Regions from separate parts of the Homo sapiens genome. Here region 1 is linked to region 2. A link is a contact called in ENCODE Hi-C or POLR2A ChIA-PET data. All regions are on one chromosome and are shown on one strand. Each heading gives the region's core, a stretch centred on a gene start or an enhancer-like site at or near the end of the contact. The rest is flanking DNA. Distances are from core to core; before and after follow the strand shown.

The links. A loop is a pair of places that touch in the nucleus more often than their neighbours do. ChIA-PET counts read pairs that join two places held with the same protein, here RNA polymerase II (POLR2A). Pooled maps may share reads with other maps.
Region 1: a pooled map shows a loop between it and region 2 (2.9-fold over the local background). The contact joins the enhancer-like site here to the promoter of NAP1L4 in region 2. A Hi-C loop is called at or near these places in 1 of 37 single-sample maps with no recorded cell type and 1 of 50 pooled maps. POLR2A ChIA-PET finds 5 or more read pairs at or near these places in 1 of 52 experiments (GM12878).

Annotation. Positions count from the first base shown.
Region 1 is chr11:7,531,809-7,538,627 of GRCh38, reverse strand. The region is part of intron 1 of PPFIBP2 (PPFIB scaffold protein 2); the gene reads right to left. It overlaps LOC124902806 (leucine-rich repeat extensin-like protein 5), which reads left to right and starts at 89. Exons shown (of 4, transcript XM_047428005.1): 1 at 89-290. The coding sequence starts at 89. Within about 2 kb of position 4,878, at least 4 of the 41 ENCODE cell types and tissues checked have a DNase peak (open chromatin) inside an H3K27ac peak, as active enhancers do; they include GM12878, where a contact is called at or near this core.
Region 2 is chr11:2,987,579-2,994,405 of GRCh38, reverse strand. It overlaps NAP1L4 (nucleosome assembly protein 1 like 4), which reads left to right and starts at 2,077. Exons shown (of 16, transcript NM_005969.4): 1 at 2,077-2,152. RefSeq lists enhancers at 1,813-2,107, 2,652-3,508.

The DNA.
Region 1 (6,819 bases), core at 3,629-6,128, 4.5 Mb before region 2:
TTTCTGGTCCTTCCACTGAAGACACAGCCCAAGTCCTGTCACATGTCCCTGCTCCACCACCAGCCTCCTTTGGCAGAGCCAAGCCCAGATGCTTCCACTTAAGCATTCCCAAAAAGCTCGAGCCCTTCTCACCAAACCACAGCCCTTTAAGCAAGGCTCCATGACCCCAAACAGCATTTCCAGCAACATATCACAACAGCAGGGCATTCAGTCAGAAAGCTGCACACTGTCCTCTAAAGAAGGCAAAGAGCAGCAACAGGCACTGAGACCTCACCTCCGGGTGCCCCGAAGTCAGACTCCCTCTGAGCCTAGCTGTCCCACAGTCTCAGCAGCGACATCCTCCTCCTACTGGAAATGGCAAGCTTTTTAAGAGAAACACCACCCCAAAGACATGAGAATGAGACACCACGAGCCCAGCCCACAAGGAGGAGCGCAGGGTCTGGCCAGGAAACGGGTGTGAGTCTGAGGTTCTGATGGCTCACACCCAAAAGCACATCTGACCTTCTGGGCTTCAGGAACACTAAGAAGCTGATGTCAAGTTTCCTTCACCGTATTTGCTTGATGTTGTTGAATGCTCGCTTCACCCTCCTCTGACTCTTCTCACCTATTTCTGCTCTCGATATTCTGCCTTTGTTCCCCTCTCTCTCCAAGCTGATCCTTTTCCCAACTCAAGCACTGATTAGGGTAAACCAGCCACAACCAAGGCCATGCCTTAATGCCAGGTCTGTCAGAGAATGGTTTGGGGAGATGCCAAAGGTCAAACAGTGCAGGTACTCCAACAAGGAGAGGGATTGGGGAGTGGGGAGCGGGGAGGGCAGGGAAGCGAGGCAGGGATCTGTGCCTTTGGGAAGAATTGAGATGGGGAGCCAGACAGCATCCAGGGAGCAGAGCATCACCAAACCCCATCAGTGTGCCCTTCAATACTGTAAGACAAGTATATCAGTGCCCTCATGGGGATAGGGCCCACCGTAGCCACTTAGAGAACTTTCGGAGAGGAGGCTCTTTCCCTTCCTTCTGAACCGCTCAGAAAGAGTGGGTCTAAGAAGTAAACGTAAATGAGAGTCTATCTTTCAAGGCTAAGATGTGAAGAGCCAGGACTAGGCAACAGATAACTCACACGTTCTAAGATTTGGCTGCCTGCCCTGGCCACACAGCCATTCACAATAGATCAAGATGATGGTGAATTATTTCGAGCCTGTGCAATATCCACCTGTGTGTAAAAACCACCTGCTCTGGGAGTTCACAGGTTTCCTGTCTCCTTTGAGAAGCTGCTGCCTCTGTGGGGGGGAAAAAAAGTGTCCTCATTTTTGTTTTCTCATTTAATCTTCAAGGGGGTCCTGTGAGGGATATAGTACAATTATCAGCCCTGTTTTACAAAGATGTAGCTCAGTGGCCAGAGAGCAGGGGAATAGTGACAGCGAATGAAGCTGCCCCAGCTTGAGAAGGGTCTCTCACCTGTCACCCCTAGAACATGGCCTGTAGCCATTAGGCAATGACAACCACTGAGGGAGCCACCTAGAAGCCACCCACTCTTCCCAGCAATAACGTAGGAGGAGGAGGCGGGGACCTGAAGGAAGGATCCTTCTCAAGGAGCTCAAGGATCTCTCTGGATTCCCCTCCCCAAGTATAACCATGGTCTGCCAGCCTGTCCCTTCTACCTGCCCACTTCAGGTCCCCACCTATTCCCTCCCTTCCCACACTTCCTTGACTCCATTTCCTCTTTCACCATAGCCCTATTCTGGACAACGTGGAGGCTCTCTCCCTGGCTCTGTTCATCAGAGTGTAGAGTCCTCACCTCTCTCCAGCTTGAACGTGCTCCTCAGCTCATTCTACCTCTCTGGTCACAACTTACGCTCACTCTCCCTCTGCCTGGGGAACCAGGTTCACATGTCTCTTCTTCCTTCTGCTCCCGGGATGCTACACAACACATACGGCTCCATCAGACATTCATGCGCCTGGGATCTCTAATCTCATGTTTCTTCGTGTCAGACTCCCTCTGCAAACTACCATGCATCTTTCTTTAATGAGAAACAAAACCACTTGATTCCCCTTCTCTCATCTCTTACCCTCTCTTCACATGCTGTCTAAGAGTTGCCCCTCCTCCCTGTGACCCCTAATCTTCGATCATCACTGAGATCCAACCTCTCAATTATTCCCCCTCCAAACTGAATCTGCACTCTCTCCCTCTTCTGCTCCTTCCTCTGCTATTCTAGAACATGTCCTTTGACCCTGCACCCTACTGTTATTATTCCATGTTTCCCCTTTGCCTCAGAGCCCCACTGCCTACCTCCCGTGCTCTCTGACACCCCCAGTGGTGGGACGTCACTCATCCGTGTGCACCCGTGCCATGCTCTCATCCAGCCAGCCGCTTGTGTTCCCATTTCCTTAAGAGGCGGTCTAGGGTGGGGTTAAAAGCCCAGGCTGGGGTTGGACTGCCTCGGTGACAGCCCTGATTCAGAAACTATATGTCCCAGGGCAAGACACTTAACCTCTGTGCCTCGGGTTTCTCATCTTTAAGATGAGGATAATAATAAAACTGCCTACCTGAAAGGGTGGTTGTGAAGGTTAAATGTTAACAGAGTAAAGCGCTTAGACTCGCCATCAGTCAGCGTTTGCTCTAGTGCCTTCTTTGGCATCTCATCAGTGGTGACACTCTCCTCCTCTGGCATTTGGGAGAAGCGCTCTCCGGGTCCCTCATTGAACTATGCAGCCTGCATTCACCTGTCATGCTTCCCCACCCTACTCCCCTCCCGTGTGAGCCACCAGGTCTCTGTGGTCTCCCCTTGCAGGGATGCTCTTCTCCATCTCATCCTTTCCACTCCTACTGCCCAGACTGTGTTCAGGTATTCAGAACCAGGGCACTGGAGAACCTCCTCTCACCTGAGTAACACCTGGCCTCTCCCACAGCAGTCTGAACGCATGAGCTGGCATCCAAATTGGAGCCGGCCCGAAAATGTCCTGTTCTCATGATGGTAGTTATAATGGCTGCCATTTATTAAACACTCACTTCTACACTGAGCTAAGTTCTTATGTTTATCTCATATCTCAATATTTATAACTATTATTATCCCGATTCTACAGATAAGGAAACTGAAGCTTGGAGAGGTTAAGTGACTTGGTCAAATCACACATCCAGGAAGCAGTAAAGATAAGATTTGAATTCAGGCAGTCCAACTCCAAGGTTATGTTCCTAACCACTACGCTGGACGCACTTCCTCACTGAGCCTGACCTGCTCCTGGGTTCCTGATACCCCAGCCGCAAGAGAGCATCCTTATGCCACTGTGCCTTTGTCATGCTGTTTCCTCAACTAAAGGCCCCTTCCCCAATCTCTGTCCATCAAAACTAATTTTTCAATGCTCAGGCAAGTTTTCTCTATGACAGCATCCCCACCCCTGCCTGTTGAAATGAATCTTGGCTGAGACATGGGCTCCCACCTCCATTTAGTTTCTGCTTCATGTTGTCATGGGCAAGACCCAATGGGAGGATACTAACTTCCTCTCTTTCCAGGATTTCCTCCCCTGGGAAACAGCTCAGTATCTGATGGTGGAAATGAAAGAAGGAACTGAGCATGTGCAGCTCAGCCCATCCTCCCCTCTCCCTAGAGCCACCTTGGCAAAGGAAGTGGCCTGCACCAGAAAGAGCCTATGAGGTCCCATCAGGGCCTGTAGTGATGCACCTGCAATGCACATGGTGCCTTCTATTTGAGAGCATGGCTCCCCAGCAACCTGCGGATGATGCTGTAATTCATTTTGCCAGGTGGGGTAAGGCCAGGAAGGCGGTCTGGGAAAGCAGGCATTTGCGTTGTGGCCACTGCACAATGCCTGCCAGAGTAAATTAAATTGGTGTCTGGCTTATGGACCAGCCTTGTCAGGTTGGTCAGTGTGAATTAAGCTCTGGGCAACAAGCCCCTCCCAGTGAATGGATAAGGGTGTCTGACCTGTGGTAGTCCTTACCTCCATTCTCTCCCCTGTCCACACCACACCTGCCCCCACAGCAGACAGAGAGCCTCATGCCCCTGACAGGACCCGGTTGGCAATGTGCCTCCTCAGCCCCAGAACTTACCCTTCAAGGGAAGCTACCCTCATTTTCCTTCTTACAGCAAAGAACACACATGCATACACACAATTTACCTCCAGGGAGGAACAAATGGACGTGAAATTATTTCATTGCCTCAACCAGATCATAAACAGATTCAGAGAAATGCTTCAAATGCAACCTCAAAGTGAATATTTCCAAAAAGCTTCATCTCAAAAATTGCCCCCCTAAAAAATAATACAAGCAAGAGGTTAAGCTAAATGATGGGTAAGAGGATGCATTTTACTATTTCTATTTCTGTGTACATTTGAATTCTTTTTATAGTAACAGGCTAACACAAAAAACCAAACCACCACCTGGGGATGTGGACTTTTCAGGGCAGGGGGCAGAGAATTCTACTTTCCCTTCCAGCAGAACTGAGATTTGAACCTAAGTTCCTGATGACTCATTTGGTGCTCTTTCTACAGTGCCATTCAAACTCCCTGAATAGGTCCTAACATTCCACCAAACTCTCCTTACCTCTCACCTCACCACAGTTTAGAACCTCATCATCTCTCAGCCAGATTGCAAAAGCTGCTTCCTCTGGGCTTTCTACCTCTAGCCAACTTCCCTGCAATCTGTCTTTCTTTCCCTGTGCAGGCAAGACATGTTCCATGGAGCTCATGACATGCTCCTCTGCTCTCAAACATTCCTCGGCTTCACAGTGCTTTCAGGAGAGAAGCTGCATTTTGCAGCTCTGCCAAAGTCCTCTAATACAGTTAACCTTCCCCGCTATAGTCCTCACCACTCTGAGTTCCAGCTTCACTGGACCACGTCCTACCCTCGCATACAGAAATACCCCATTTTCTGTACTTCCTCTACGTGGGTGCTTTTCTCCATCTCTACTTTCAAATCCCACCCATGCTAAGGCCTTATCCAAATGACCACTGCCAGAAAACCTTTCCTAACACCATTACCCCTCATCCCTGAAGGTGCTGGATGCCTCAGCTCTGCTCCTGTCATATCTGGTACACACCTTTATCGTCAGAGCTGTCTATATTATTTATGAAGATGATAATAATTTGTATTATTTCTCAATGTGTCTGCCTCCCTGTCTAGATTAACTGCTAGAGAGCAAGGAGTATGCTCCATTCACCTTTCTATCCTCAGAGCCCAGCAAAGAACCTGGCACAGGACCTTCAGTAAATGTTTGTTGACACAAAATGTTAAGTGTTTGTGTACCTGAGTGGAAAGTGAAGGGAGGCTGGGCATGTAACCTTGGCCAGCACTCTGAAAGAAGGATTGGGGGCTATCCATGACAGCCTCTCTCATCGAACTTTCTCCACACCTGGGGTCCCTTCTCTCTTACAGCCAGATATTCAGAGGTGAAAGCGTCTCTACCATAAGGGGAACTTACGCTTGGGCCTGGCATGAGTGAGAGACATAACTGATGGATGCAATTGTATTCCTGAAGGACCAATGAGAAAAAAGGATGTCACTTCCCCTAATAGATAATAAAACCAGGCACTTCTCCCTATTCCATTATTTTAGAATGCTAAGCAACAACAACAAAAAAAAACAGATATGAATTGGTAAGTTTTCTCTATTAGCTGGAGCGTGCGTAACTTTTGCCTATAGCCAACTCCCTCCTACGAGCCTCCCTGGCTGCCTGCTGAGGAATAGGCCCCAGAATTTGGCAGGCTGGAGGTAAACACTAATTGAATTAATCAAAATGTATTCTGTAATTTGAGCCTTCATTTCAACATTTGTTGAACAGTTTAATTTTGATTCAATGCAATGCTTTTCCCCTTGCAATAAAAAAAGTTAAGTCAGTAGAAGACCAAAGAATTTCTTTAAAGACAGGCCTGTGTGCACTGTCAACAACAGCCTGGCCTCTGCCTCCATCAGAGGAGAAGGAGGCTTCCCCCGAAGGCCTGGGCTGGAGGGTATTAGCAGCTCTGTGTTCACTGGAGTTCCGAGGGCCACACGGGAGCCAGATGAAGACACTGCACAGAAACTACTGCTGCCAGAGAGCCTGACTACAAGTAAACAGCTCGGCCTGGAGCTGAGCCTTTGGACGAGGCCAGTCAGGCTTCCTCCACTAGCTAGCTGGGTCCACCATCCTCTCCTGGTCCCAAGGTTGGCAGGATCAGTAGTAAGTGCCTCTCCATGCTTCACCATGACACTGAGCCTTGTTCAATGAGGATTTTGGAAACACCCTGTTATGAGCTGAATTGTACCCACACCCTCAAAATTCTTATGTTGAAGTCCTAACCCCCAGTACCTCAGAATGTGACTATATTTGGAAATAAGGTCTTGAAAGAGGTAATTACATTCCAATGAGATAATTAGGGTGGGCCCTAATCCAATAGGTGGTGTACTTAAAAGCAGAGCAGATTAGGACACATGGGTACAGAGGAAAGACCATGTGAAGACAAAGGGAGAAGACAGCCATCTAAAAGTCAAGGAGAGGCTGGGCATGGTGGCTAATGCCTATAATCCCAGCACTTTGGGAGGCCGAGGTGAGTGGATCACTTGAGGCCAAGAGTTCAAGACCAGCCTGGACAACATGGTGAAACCCCATCTCTACTAAAAACACACACACAAAAACTAGCCAAGTGTGGTAGTACATGCCTATAATCCCAGCTCCTCAGGAGGTTGAAGCAGGAGATTCACTTGAACCCAGGAGGTGGAGGATGCTGTGAGCCAAGATCGTGCCACTGCGCTCCAGCATGGGCAACACAGTGAGACTCCATCTCCAAAAAGAAAAAAAAAATTAATAAAAAATAAATAAAAGTCAAGGA
Region 2 (6,827 bases), core at 828-3,327:
TTCAAATGCCCAGGTTCTTGTGTCATTTCTATCATTGTTTATGCTTCCGCAAAGCATAAAGCATGACCTTTGTAGAAAAGTCTGAAAGTCTAAATAAGTAAAATAGGAATTGAGAGCACACACACCCTCTCCTAAAACACAGATGGCCAGACAGGACTGAGCACGCTGTGTGGGTCAGGCCTCAGCCATGCACCGGTCACCTCTGAGGGGTTTTTATGTTTTTTGTTTTAATTAGTTTTTTTTTTATTTTTTATTTTTTGAGATGGAGTCTCGCTCTGTCGCCCAGGCTGGAGTGCAGTGGTGCGATCTCGGCTCACACTGTAAGCTCCGCCTCCCGGGTTCACGCCATTCTCCTGCCTCAGCCTCCCGAGTAGCTGGGACTAGGGCGTCCGCCACAATGCACGGCTAATTTTTTTGTATTTTTAGTAGAGACGGGGTTTCACCGTGTTAGCCAGGATGGTCTCGATCTCCTGACATCGTGATCGGCCCACCTCGGCCTCCCAAAGTGCTGGGATTACAGGCTTGAGCCACCGCGCCCGGCCTTTTTTTTGTCTTTTTGAGACAATGTCCCCCTCTGGTTACCCAGGCTGGAGTGCAGTGGCCCAATCTCTGCTCACTGCAGCCTTGACCTCACGGGCTCAGGTAATTCTCCCACCTCAGCCTCCCAAGTAGCTGGTATTACAGGCCTGAGCCACCACGCCTGGGTAATTTTTTGTTGTTGTTGTTTTTGGAGCAGGGGAAGGGTGCTCTATGTTGCCCAGGCTGGACTTGTTGCCTCTGCCTCCCAGAGTGCTGGGTTTACAGGCCTGAGCCACGGCGCTCCGCATTAATTTCTTTTTAGAGATGAGGTTTCACTATGTTGCCCAGGCTGGACTTGAATTTCTGGGCTCAAGGAATCCTCCTGCCTCAGCCTCCCAGCTTACCTCTGAGGTTTATAACCGACGCTATGTTCTTAATCCCTCAACCAGGAGCCTTTAAATGGTTTCAAATTTTCCCCATTACAGGAATAACTTGCTAATAATAATAATAATTAGCAATTGTTTCAAAAGTAACGTCATCCCAAAAGAGAACGTTTCTGAAAAAAATGCACATTAGACTTGAAGACCCCCAATGGCACGGTTGAACATGGAAATGAACCAGCCTCAAAAGTCCCAGCGTAGGGGTTATTTTCCAATCAAATTGGATGCCTTTCTACAAAATGTGATGTGCACAGGCTGGGGCTGGTACCTTCACCCCAGCCCAGAGGGCACCATGAGAGGGAGAACAGGGCGGGCGAAACAGGCCAGCTCCTCCCCAGCCCTCTGCCCTGCTCTGCTTCAGGGGGCTGATCTGAGGGCCCAGTGCGCACTGCTTTTCCTCCTTGTCCGACAGGGTCTCCCGCAGGCCAGAACTAGGCTGCTGGGACACTGCGGGGCTCAGGGCGTGGGGGAAGAGATGCAGGCAGTGGCTAGTCCCGTCCTGTCCGCGGAGGTGACCCAGCCCCGACCTCTTCGCAGAGGAAGTGTTCTCCAACCTGGGACCTGGGGGATGAGCGGGGGTTAGGCTTACGTCCCAACCACTAACGGGGCTGGTTGAAAACGGCTCCCAGGCGGAGGGGCCCTCCGCGATGTTCTCAAGGAGTAGCGCGAGGGGACGACATGGGAGGTGGGGTTCTCACATCAGCGGGCGCACGGAGTGCTGGAGGCACCGACCCGCCGCGGACGGGATTGAACTAGGGAACTGGGAGGGCGCAGGAGATAAAGACGGCTGGGGCCGGGGCCCACGGAGAGGGGTGGTGCCCAGTGTCCCGCGAGGATGTGGTGCCACCCGGGGAAGGTCCCGGGAGCGGGGACCCGGGACCCCCCGGAACCACACACGCGGTCTCCACCTTGCCCCGCCCCATTTAAAGAGGCGGAGGAACGCAGGGCGCGCGCCGCGCGGAGGAATATTTGCATATGGCGCGGCGTTTCTTCGGAGGCTTGTGATTGGTTGCTGACTGCGGCGCGAAGCGCAGTTGACTTGCGCCGCGCTCGGCGAATCGCAGCCTGTCTTGCTCGCGGAGAGAGGAGCTAGGAGCCTCGGCCAATGGGAGCCGGCGTTGTTGGAGGCCACGGCGGCGCAGCCCCAAAGCGAGCGAAGCTAGGGTCGCCGCCACTGCCGCAGGAGGCGTGAGGTGCGGAGACACGGGTGCTGGGCCGGTAACGGCGCGCTGGGGAGGGCGGCCGGGCCCGGACGGGCGGGTGGGGCCGCGGGTCCGGCGCGGGCGCGGCGGCGGCCATCTCTGGAAGCCTCGGGGCGGTGGGGCAGGGGCGGGGCCGCGTTCTGGTCGGGGCAGGCAGCGGCGGCCGCGGCGGGGCCTGGGGCTTGGGGCCTGGAGCCCGGGCCTGGGGCGCTGGCGGGAGGCCCCTCCCAACTCCCGGCGCGCCTCGCCCGGCTGCCCGCCTCACTGAAGGTCAAGGCGCTTTGTTCTGCGCCGCGGGCGGCCTCCTGGGCGGCGGCCCCTTGGAGGAGGCGAAGACGGCGAGAGGCGGCGGCCGCTCAAATCTCCCGCTAGCCCAGCCCGCCCCGCGTGCGGGGGCTGTGGCGGTTACACGGCCGGGCGCGCCGGAGCGTTCAGGCTTCCCGTTTTTAAGGTGGAGACGTCCAGGACTTCTTTATTAGATGTTTAGGAATTTGAGTTTTTCCGTAGGGCGGTTGTCATCGTGAGCCTCTGTGGGGTCAGGCTGGGCTAACTGGGGTTTTGATGTCAGTTTGGTGTGGCCGAGGGCATGTCTGACGGGGAAGAAAGTCCTTGGCGTTGCTTCTTAGCTGTTGGGAGCTGTGCGGTGGGAGCGAGCTGGGCGGCGTGCGCTCCCCGAGGACTGGCCTGAGTGGCCTTAGACTAGTTACTCACGGGACTTGGTTTCCCAGCCAAGGTGGGCAGCAAGTCTGTTTACTATTTAAAACCGTCTTTCACAAGGGAAAAGCAAAATCTCCAAAAAAAAAAATTGTACATGTTATGGATGGGAAAGTGCCATGCTTTTCTTTCAGTTCAGAGATGGTGGAAGAGGTCACATTTGTATTTTTTGACCTGACCAGAGTCTTTGTTGTTTTCAATTTTCCCCTTCTGAATGCTTTCCGTTCACCCCAGCGAAGGATGGCCTGGTCATGATAAGACTTTCCACCGTCCACAGTTCTCTAAGTCTGATTGCGGGGCAGGAGGCAGACATGTTTAGGGTCCAGTAAAGGGGACTCCAGCCTTGGGACCTTTAGACCCTAACGTGTGTGTCACATCACCTGCCTGGGTGACTGTGCGCTCCTCTGGCAGGAAGGTCCGCCATTTCATTATGTTCTCGGAGGAATCGTCGGGGCACATTCGTCTGTGCTTTGGTTCGCATCCCCCAGTCTGCATTACTTTTTCCTGTAGTAACCCGTGCCTTATCCTCCTGCATTAGGTTTACGGGGTGAAAATAGACTTTTAAAAATTCTCTTACCTTAGAAATATACAAATATGTAGATTAGGTTGTTGGACCTTAAAGGTAAGTCTTTCTAAGTTACTACCTTCCTGTAATAGTAACTATACCTCTAAATGACTAATACCTGCACTGCGCACCAGGGACTCTTTCAGCCTGTTTGCGTGTGTTAACTCATTTCATAATCTAATAACCTGAGATAGATGCTATTGTTTTTCCATTTAACTACTCTGGAAGCTGAGGCCCTGGGAGGTTAGGTATAATGACTTGTCCGAGGTGACAAAGCTTAAAGACCCAGGCAGTTTTAACTGTACCCAGGGTTACTGCTTCTGTAGAGGGAATGAAAGAAGTTTTAATGAGAAATTGTTTTCATCATTGTGCTAAGCTTAACTGAACTCTAGCTTACGAGGTTTTGAGCTGGTTGATCATTTCCATCTCAAAATTCTCTTATTCCACAGAATGCCAAATGCCTCCTATAGTAGAATTTTGAGATTCAGACTGGGATGAGCAATTGCTAATGGAATAAATAATATGCAAATGTAAAATGAAGTTCAGAGAAAGCAACGTGGTGATAGAATGGGAAAGTAATCCAAAGATAAAATGAGTGACTACAGAGAGAGAGAAAATTAGTTATTTAGTAGTAGTTCACAAGTTTACTTAGAGATATTTTTACTAGAATTTCAGGGCCTTATGATGTGATTTTTATGAACCATTTTAACACGTTACTGCCGTCTTAAATAGCTGTTATTACATATCCAATTGCAGTCTTTTTTTTTTCCTGGTTGAGCAGTGTTAGCTTCAGAATGTCTGCAGTTATTTGTGCCTATATGTCATATAGGCACATATAACACTTTTGTGAATTTTGTTGTGTAAGCTTTAAATCCGGTACTGTTTTTCAAAATGAATATGGAGTAGTCATTGGAGAAATTGGTTGAATTCTTTGCAGTAGCAAATAAATTTTAATCATTTTTAAGTTTGATAACTTTGGTAAACTGAATTCTGAAAAGTTTACACATGTTTTAGGATGTCCTCAAAATGTACAGGGCATTGTGTTTTGCAAATTAGCCATTTAGCCATCAGATTCTTCTGTAGAATTTTGATCTTTTTGCCCATATGAGAGGTAGTTCTTATTTGTATGGAGGTTAAGTACCTGCGGATGGGATGTGTTCATCACCACTTTACAGTATGAATTTGAATTTGAAACTGAAATGAAAACTTCCTAACCTGTCAGAGTTTTTAGTAGCCTCTTGTTATTGACCGCATGTTAATTCCCTTTGTTAGCTATTCGCAGCTAAGTGTGGGGACTGAAATCTTTATTTTGTTTTCCTTCTTTTGAGCAGTTGATAGTCTCTAGCATCAGGAGGAGGTGACCTCAAATATGTATGTATATATAGTAGTGCTTTTCTTCCTTCCCTTTAGTTGTCTGCAGTTTAAAAATTATTGTGATAAGTTTATGTTGTACTTCCAAAAATGTTGCCAAAGAGCCTATATTTTTCAGTTTGTTTTGGAAGAAAAATACTTTGTGGGCAAGAAGGTGATTTAAATTCCTGACGGCCTAAGAGGCGTCAGCTGTGTGAAATAGGCGAGTGCTGTTACTGCTTGAAACCATGATGGTTTATATTTGAATAAGACAGCAGAGATGAGCTTGTTGGGAGTTTGGCCTGAGATTGCTAGCTAAGGAATGCTTGCTTTTTTGCTTAAAGGGAAAAGTGTTTTAGGCTTCCAGAGTAGAAATCTGATATTACTTCGTTTGATTCTTCGACCACTATGGTGATAGGAAGTAGCTGATCTCTGCAGGAAACTGCTGTTACCTGGCCTCAGCTGAATTTTTGTGGGACCTCCTGAGGTAAGCAAATTTATGCCTCCCGAAACTATAGTTGTAAGGTTTGTCTTTGAGCATATAGTAATGGAAAACCCTTATCAGTAGGTAGATAGTAAATAATTTTGTATTTGGCTGCTAATGAAATTTTTAAGAAATAGTTTGTGGTGATATAAATTAGTTTTCATCTGGCAGTCATTGGTTTTCCACCCTGCCCTCTTAAGAGAGAACAGGGTTGCTTTACTTTGTTTGCCAGAGCTTTACATTTTGCATTTAGTAACAGAGGCATTGTGTTTTTATAGTATGAAAACAACGAAAGATCACTTTGTGATCTTTACTTTTTGATTTTGACCACTTCCTGTGTAACCTTAAGTTTCTTACAAGTATCCCCTGTTAACTGTTAAAAACGAAATGTATGTTCATTTCATGTCCTTGGGACTTTTAAAAATGCGCTGTGCATTATCTGGAAAAGCCTGTTCAAAAACAAGATGAGATAATTTCTGTTTAATTTGTGGTAGAAAGAATGACTGTGCACTTTTATGTGCAAAGGTTTTAAGTATAATAATTAAAATAGTACTTGTTTACTCAGTTACCGAAAAGTAGCTTTCAGTGATTTGCATCTGTTTACTTATTCATGAGCATCTTCTATGTACTGGGCACAGTTCTAGGTACTGGGGCCTCCCGCAGAATAAAACAGAAGTCTTTGTCCTTGTTTCTGCTATGGGAGACAGACGAACAAGTTCAATGGTGGCAGGTGCTTTTGAAAAACAGTGCAGAGGAGTAGGGACTTTGGTGGTTGCAATATGAAATAGGTAGAGAGGGAAGTGCCTTATTGACAAGATGACAAGATCTTTTAATATGTACTGGATTAAGAAGTTAGCCTCATTGAGTCGTATGCTAATGAACTGCCCAGAAAAGAAGGGTGGAGGAGATGGGAGTGCAGCAGTAAAGACTGCTGCGCCCCAAGTAAAATGTAGTGTTTTGGTTAAGGAAAGGAAATCATTTTTTGCTTTCTTCTTGAAACCCCAGGGCTTGGCACCGCAGAAGTCTCTGAAGAGACAGTCTGCTGCTGTTTGGAGGCAGGTATTTCAGTAGATCTTGTAACCAAACATGAATGACTAAGGCAGTGTTTCTCCTCTGTGTCTTCAGAAACTGCTTGAGATGTGTGCATGCAGTCCCGGGCACCATGCGTGCTGGGTACTGGTAACACAGAGACAAGTTGTCATTTGGTAGCAGTGAGTTAAGCAAAGATTTCTTGGCAACCAGTCTCATCCCGAGTCTGTTGCTGGGCCTTGGGACTTCTGTATTGAGCAAGTAGACAGGGTCCCTGCCCTCGTGGAACTTGTTCTTTAGTGGGCAAACATGTATTATTCATTGCTTTTTTTTTTTTTTTTTTTTTGAGGTGGAGTCTCGCTCTGATGCCCAGGCTGGAGTGCAGTGGCGCGATCTCGGCTCACTGCAGCCTCTGCCTCCCAGGTTCAAGCAATTCTCCTGTCTCAGCCTCCCAAGTAGCTGGGATTACAGGTGCTCACCACCACGCCTGGGTAATTTTTGTATCTTTTTAGTAGAGACGGGTT